Regions from separate parts of the Mus musculus genome. Here region 2 is linked to region 1. The links are chromatin loops, found by intact Hi-C in ENCODE. Cell type or tissue: left cerebral cortex. All regions are shown on one strand. Region 1 overlaps Pde4d (phosphodiesterase 4D, cAMP specific). Region 2 overlaps Pde4d (phosphodiesterase 4D, cAMP specific).

Region 1 (4,000 bases):
TAAATTATTGTCACTTGAGCCCTGGAGTTAAAAATAAATCTTCAGGCTATTTATTTAACTGAGATCTTTTTTTCCACTTATTGGTGATATAAATCATAAATGTGTGAAACCCATGTATAATCTGACTGCCGTGTCAGAGGTTTACATTAGCTACATAAATTTATAAAAGAATTTTATGTGTTCCCAGTAATTTTTTTGTTGGGGAATAGGGGGAAAAAAAAGGACCTTGCAAACAAACATATCTGCAGATACAAAGTTTTCTTTCACAATCAACTCATAAAGCTATCTAATGTAGTCTTTAAAAAGGAATGGTCAACATCATAAGAAGGAGATTCTTTTTCTGGAATTTCTTAAAATTCACAGAAATACAATGGAGGGCTGCATTTTTATTTCCAGGCTACTATGAAGTGCTGGTATGAAAAGCAGCAGTCAGCCAGCGCTGGGCATCCTATGCAGATAACTCATGTATTTCCATGTGAGTTTGTTTGCTTACATAATACATCCTGAGTTTCACTGCCTGCCTGATGCTACCTCAGTCTTTGCTTTTATTTCCCTTTCCCGAGCATGATTTTTTTTTCCACATCCAAGAAGTGAGCTGATTTGTTCACTTACAACTGTTAACGGAAAGGATTTCCCTCAGAATTAGCCATAGAGAATTCTATAAATAGCTATTCTAGAGCCCAAACTAATTTTATTGGGAAGTTTTCTCTAACGACCAGATGTATATGAGCATATCAAATTAGGATTAGGGAAAAATAGAATGTATATTAGATTCAGTTGAAGTGGACTCACATTTCACTAAAGTAAAACTTTTATATTACCTACAACATATTACTAACAAAGTGAAGAGGAGGTGCTTGGCTGAGAAAGAATTTGATATGCTCGTGTTTAGCCTCGTGGTTTTATCTTCCAGGTGCTTTTTCTATAAGTCATAAAAGATCTCTAGCATCATTAACTCCTAACCCTTGGCAGCAGCCAAGGCAACCTTTCCAGTTCTCAAAAAGGAGGGAGAAAATAGGCCACCAAATCAGACAGTGAGAACTAGCAAGCTTTCATTAAAAACAAAAAACAAAAACAAAACAAAACCCCACTGCTTTCTTCTCTCCCTTAAAAGTGACTCTTAGATAAATGACTATGGCCCATAAGGAGTTACACACACACACACACACACACACACACACACACACACACACACACTGGATAGAACAGACAGGTTAAGGAGGAAAATCAGGAATGTAAGGGGGCTGCCAGTAATAAGTTTTCCCTGAAAGCTTTCACATCACACCTCATCAGCAATTACTAAGCACTTGAGTTCTATGTCAGTCTTAAAGGGGAAGAAGGAGAAAGTAGCACTTTACCAAACTGCCTCCGTTGTCCTCAGGGAACTTGTAGACCTGGATCTTGGCTTCATTATAATGCTCATTTTGAAGAGGGGAGACACAAAATGAAAAAGGGAAAGGGAAATGTTCAAGTCTTCTGATCAATATTCATCAGCGGGCTCTCCACAAAGAAGGTTTGGAGGTTTCGCCACGGGCTGGGAAGGCTGCCTCCTGCCTCAGCTCTCAGTGTCGCCGGCAGCAGGCGGGCTTTCCTCTTTCATGCCCAAGCCCGGGCTCTTCCGAAGGGAGTTCCTTCTCTGCCTGCCTTGCCCACAGAGGAACTGAATTTTGAATCTCTTCTTCATCTGGGTCACAAGGGAAGCCAGCCCAGCGAACCGGTCACTCAATCTCTTTTCTGCAATTCCATAACAACGGACTTAGAGGTTTGTTCCCCTGGGCACTCACTCAGGTAGAGCAAAAGGAAAGTGCCTGGCAGCCTGGTGACACGCAGAGGGCGAGCTGTCAAGGAAGTTTCATTTCAGGGCGATCAACCGCAGGGACAAAGCTCTCTGCAGCGCAAAGGAGTCCGCTGGAGGAGCACAGCTCCGTGGGCTGGGTGGCCCGAGGTACCTGCCAAGCCAATATCCGCTGTGTCCCCTGAGAACGCGGCTGCGAGTCTTTGTGAATGAGAATTACCATCCAGTCTCACCAGGCAGAAACTATTCCTCAAGGGCTGAATGACGTCTGTGAGAAGGCAGTTCAAAACATCGCAGGGAAGTGAGAAAGGGAGGAAAAAAAAAAAAAAAAAAAAAAAAGCGCCCAACCCGGCCTGGTCAATTGCTGACTTACAAAGCAAAGGGGCGGAACTCTGAATGCAGAATGCAGGACAGCAAAGCAGCCACGCAGACAGCAGAGCTCTGGAGATTTTCAAGGCCATGCCCTCCTCTGGAAAAGCAGCTGTCTGTGTTATTCAGAAAGGACCCCCTCCCTGAGCACCTTTTTAAGGCACACACCCCTAGCCATTGAACTTTTCTTCTCTATCAAAAGTCAAAGAAACTACCTCAAAATCACTTTTCTCCTGCTACCACGTGGCAACGTGAACAGAGAAGCTAAGGGGACTTGAAGACTCAGCAGAAAGTCATTTCCATTATACAGAAAAAAGAAAACAAAAAAACAAAACAAACAAAAAAAAAAAAAAAAAAACCAAGCCATGCTTTATTTGTGCCGATATGTGAATTGGCCCTTGGAAATTCCACAAAGCATCAAGGTAGCAGGCCTCCTTGAATGAGGTGCAGCTGGGGTATTTAAGCTAAGAAATCGAATGTAACTTGTTGGGCAAGAGGCTACATGCACTACAGCTGCCTTCTTGCTGTTTTAGGACCCTAATTTTTTTTTTTAATGACACATAAATGTCATTGATTTGTGTATGGAGACTTAGGTCACTTGGCTTTTAACAGTGCTTCAGAAAGGGACTTTGTGTCATTCCTAATCTTTACTATTTTCAAGACCTGTTCTTGCCCCACGGGTAGCATCTGAAGTAATTAGTGGTACAATACCAAGTGGTTATCCGTGACGTCATGTGTATGTGTATGTGTGTGTGTGTGTGTGTGTGTGTGTGTGTGCGCGCGCGCGCACGCACGTGCGTACTATATATATATATATAATATACATATTACACTAAACAAATGCAGTAGGTAGCATTTATATATGTTTGTACTTATAAATATGTAAAAAAAAATCTAAGAAAAAGAATTTGAGAGGTAATAAGAGGTGACATACAGATTGGAAAAAGGAAAGGGAAGGGGTGATGTAATTATATTTTAATTAGAATTTTTAAGTACGTAAGAAAAAAATACTCTTCTTTATGGTAGCTTCTCTGTAAGCTGGTCCCAGTTGCTCCTGACAGAAGTAACATTTCCACGCCTTCTCTCCTATCCGTCTGAACATTTACACAAAGGATATATGTTCCTCTGGGTGTGCCGACTTCAATTATGTTGAAGGTGAATTATCAAGCGTAACTAAGCATTCGGAATCTTCAATGACATTAGCCAAGCATTGCTTCGCCAGTCTGACGTGAACTTGGTATTTATTTAGCATTTGGAGACAGGATGCTGGATTGTGGCTGTGACCCACCCAAACAGCTTGGAAAACTGATGTAGAAGGAATGAAGTCGGCGGAGACTGGGGCCTCTGATGACAATAACAGGCTGTTCGCACCTCAGTGGCCACTGGCGATTTTGTCTTCTCTGGGGATTCTCAGACTTCATAAAGTAAATGTCAACAAATTGCTTCCTGACAGCTTCTCTCCATAAGCCTCCCACTTTTCCTGTACTGCCCAGGGACAGTCAGGCCTTCTTAGACCTGACCGTCTTTAGAATATTGCTCATACATTAGTATATTTCATGCAGGTTCCCTAAACACATATTTCTTTTCTTTTTTTTTTATTTATTACGTATTTTCCTCAATTACGTTTCCAATGCTATCCCAAAAGTCCCCCATACCCTCCCGCCCACTTCCCTACCCACCCATTCCCATTTTTTGGCCCTGGCGTTCCCCTGTACTGGGGCATATAAAGTTTGTGTGTCCAATGGGCCTCTCTTTCCAGTGATGGCCGACTAGGCCATCTTTTGATACATATGCAGCTAGAGTCAAGAGCTCCGGGGTACTGGTTAGTTCATACTG
Region 2 (4,000 bases), 47 kb after region 1:
TTCACTCACGAGCTCTCAGTCTGACCTGGCTAAGGACACAGTCACAGGTGAGATTGCTTTCCAGACCGTTCCATTGTCAAGGGGCAATTAATTCTGAGTTACAGATTAGACACCAAGAACTGCACATCCATTCATAGATATACAGAATGGGTGTTTCGATTTATAGTTACATAAATGATCACTTGCCTGATGAAGGCTTTCCTGACATTCCCATGCAAAACCTCCTTTTCAGATTCTATTTTTTTCTTTATTGTTTAATATGTTTCTTTTCTATAAAGACCCCATCCATTTTACTTCTTACTATAACAATATCATAAGGTGAACCTTTTCCAGGCATAAGGGTGTGCTGAAATGGTCTGTCACAGTTGCTGGGAGCCAATTACCTTTTAGGAGTATTTATAAGTTAATATAATCAGCAACTATTAAAAACTTCAGAAAGGTAAGATCAAATAAATCATATTAAAACCACTCAACATTTGCTACTGGTAAATAAATAGACTACACAACACAACCATGTGAGTCCCAAGTGACTGCCTTGGCTGTTTGACTGAAAGTATTGAGTTACATGGCTTTAGCATTGAGTTGAATGGGGCTGACAGAAGGGACAGAGACTTTTACAGGATGCAGCTTAGGGGTTCTTAATCGATCCAAGGGCGCAGTCCAGTCTCATCATTACTAGTCCTTCTCTACCGTAAATGCAACAAAGAGAATCAGAGTGCCCCATGCTTTACAGTGGTCTGAAAATTATTACAATGCATATATACCAAACACCCTTCCAAGGAATGGAATACAGAGAAGGAACAAAGAAGGCGAAAGTCACTATTATGCAAAACTTATGTCCCAGAATTGATAATAGCTAACATTTACCTCAGTTCTATTTATGCACTGGGAACTTTACACAGCCAGCACAGTTAGTCAACATTACACTCTGTATAAAGACAAGAAACCGAGGCGCACGGAGTTAAGTGATTTTTTTTTTCTACTGTCAAATAGCTGTCTGTAAGTAATGATGTGGAAATTTTAACTCCAGTGTGACGGTGTGAGTGCCAGCCAACTCCCTCTGACTTCTAAAGTAAACTGGTGAGCATGTGCGAAGTGCCTGGAAGGACACGGTCTGTAAGTCAGCTGTGTTATAGGATTCTGGGACCAGAAGTGGTCTCCATAATGGCAGCTAGTCTCTAAACATATTTGAGAAGGGACATCTCAAAATTCATGAAGTGACAAGTGGAGTGTAGAAATTGCTATAAAAGAGGTGGTAGGAAGGCCTGTCTTGGAGTACATATTTTTGCTCAATCTGCACAATGACCTTATAAAGTAGGTGTTTTCATTCTCCATTTATAGACATGGCATGGGTTTCTGGAGGCCAGGAGAACGGCCCAGCTGAGAAATCAACAGGGATGGCATTTCAGCTTGGGGTTTGGTTCAAGGGCCAGAACTACCTAGTCTGTGCTATGCCCCTGCATAATGCCAATGACTGAAAATATTATCATTTTTATTAGGGATACATGTGGCCTATGAATGATTGGTTGTTTTCATGGTCAGTTTAGTAAATATTACTCACAATTTGGGGTACAATAAAAAGACTAGCTTAATGATCAGGATGGTGCTAGAAGAATGGGTATACAGCTGGGGGATGATGCCGACTTCCCTAACTGAATCTCCTGTTCTTTGAGCAGCTGGCCAAGAAGCAATGGTTCTTTTTGCGACTAAATTTTACAATATGACTAGTGTGCTGGTTAGATGAAAAAAGTCAGCTGGAAGTCCAAGAGGCGGAATAAAAACCTCAGGGAGGAAACAGAAAGAGACTACATAAAACTGCAGTGCTCTGTCCCCCCCTTCTCCTTCCCTCTCTCCTCCCTCCCCTCCCTCCCCTCCCCTCCCCTCCCTCCCCTCTCCTCCCTCACTCCTTCCTTCCCTACATTCACTTCTCTCTCTCCTTTCTTTGGTTCCTTCATTCATCCCCAGCCACCTGCCCAGCCCCCATTTCTATTTTTGAAACAAGGTCTGTCTCACTCTGTAGCCCTGTGTGGCCAGACCACTGTGGGTGGAGAGAGAGAGACACTCCCCCCTACATGTTCCTTATGGCCCATCTGCAGTATCTGTCAGGATCTTGTGCTCCTTCATCCCTCTATCTATTCTGCATAAGAAATACTTTGAGACTGGGCATCTGGTGTAGTAGCAGGATGCACACAAGGCTCTGGCTTCTTTCTTTAGACCTCAGGCATGGAAACAGTTATTCTTTCATTTTGATGACTTTGTTTAACACTACTTTAAGCCATTGTAATTTGGCTATAAGAAAATTTAGATATAATTTAGCTATTTTATATTTTAATTGGTCTCTATATATTAGAATATGGAATGATCATTGGATGATATATATCAGAAGATCTTATATATAGTATTATACTATATAGTCTATTGTATCATGTATCACATACTATAAATAATACTATACCAGAACTATATTTTAGAATAATTATCTTCCTATATTGCATGAAAGTGGGAGGTGCTATTTACTCAGGGGAAGATTCTGATTTCAAGAGACTATAGAACTCACACAGATTTCCTTCCTCCTGGGGTAGTGGAAGGTGGAAGGGTGACTGTTCTTTGGTGTCCAGGCTGTAGGGTGGCCTGTCACAGTTCACCCTCGAGCAAGCTTGTATGTACTGTTGAGCTTCATTCATAGCACAAAGGGGCTGTGGGATTTGTTGCCTGTGGCTGTTTGGTAGGACTACAGGCATGAGATAATGAATACCTCTGGGACAGCTGCCCCAGGGGTCCTAGACCACACTAGAACATTATAATATAGTAGAACACTGCCTGGTACAGCATTTTAATATATTACAATATTCTAATTCTGTATTCCAATTCTTATATCATAAATGTATATAAATGTACCTGCTATACATGATCTATTATCATTATTGTTTATTATTATTATTATTATTATTATTATTATTATTATTATTAGAGACAAGGTTTCTCTGGGTAGCCCTAGCTGGCCTAGAACAAGCTTTACAGACCAGGCTGACCTTGAACTTACAAATTCTCCTACTTCTGTCTCCCAAGTGCTAGGATAAAAGCCATGTGCCACAATACTCTGCTTAGCTCCTATTATTCTGGCTTCTGACATTCTGACACCTGGTCCTTGGTTTCCAAATCTCCTGCCCTCTCTCTAGGATTGGACAGTAAACTGTGTGCATCTTTTGAGTCACTCCAAGGAATTCAATGAGATGAGCTGGGGGATCACCAGAAACAGTGGAAACCACCTGAGAACTCTCAGATCAAAGCCATGATATGCGGTAGCTGCTCCTTGGACTTAGAAAATAATGTTCCAGGTCTCCAGGTCTCCAGAGATGCTGGTAGCGCTCACTCCCATCCTAAGAGAAGGGTTCCAGCCAGTGTTTGAAGGTGGACGTTGGCAACTTTGACTCCACAGTTACCGATTCCTGTCTATTTCTTAGGTATAGTACCATGCACACCACTTTTCCTACGAGCCCCACTTACCCCTGCTGCTGTGAAACCCCACAGTTCAAAGAGACAGATCAGAGCCTGCTTTTCAGAGTGGAGCGGTGCTTCACATATTGACACCTTTTTGCTTAAGCAGGTATTACTTTATGTGTTCATAGCACAAGACCACCTGCGTCATAGGCAGTGCACAACGCTCTGGACCACTGTGTGGTGTAAAATATTCGCAATGTGTTTTACAAATCATGGTCTTGGCAATCCTGCTAAAACAATTTCAAAGTTGAGTTCGCCATTCCAAGAATTTCAGTATAGTAGAGTACCTTATGATCCAATCAGTACAGGGGGCAGTGCAGTCAGAGCCATTTTTCTGCTTCAACCCGTGTAGCTCTGCAGAGTCACCTCTGTGCTATATACTTGATTGTTCCTTCCATAGACTTTTATGTGCAAGGCACCTACCCCATGGCTTGCCATGCAACCCGTCTTTGTCAACAATCTTTACTGAGAAGCCATGAAGATGAATGTTTTATCTTAT

What was found. Hi-C counts contacts between places; a loop is a spot of excess contacts. Peaks named below come from ENCODE experiments on the same cell type or tissue, not always from the same donor. Only the 100,000 strongest peaks of a DNase experiment are listed, where the experiment ranks them.
Region 2: it touches region 1 in a loop (2.0-fold over the local background); 8 of 42 quality-filtered maps call a loop at or near these places.

Annotation. Positions count from the first base shown.
Region 1 is chr13:109,683,579-109,687,578 of GRCm38, reverse strand. The region is part of intron 3 of Pde4d (phosphodiesterase 4D, cAMP specific); the gene reads right to left. Among named protein-coding and RNA genes, the nearest start is that of Mir1904, 220 kb to the left of the region's middle. In left cerebral cortex, a CTCF peak has its summit at 1,575; DNase peaks (open chromatin) are centred at 486, 1,639 and 1,908; H3K4me3 peaks cover 2,429 bases; H3K27ac peaks cover 1,960 bases.
Region 2 is chr13:109,636,541-109,640,540 of GRCm38, reverse strand. All of the region lies in intron 3 of Pde4d (phosphodiesterase 4D, cAMP specific), which reads right to left. Among named protein-coding and RNA genes, the nearest start is that of Gm32703, 200 kb to the right of the region's middle. In left cerebral cortex, no CTCF peak of the experiment used is centred here; a DNase peak (open chromatin) is centred at 2,045.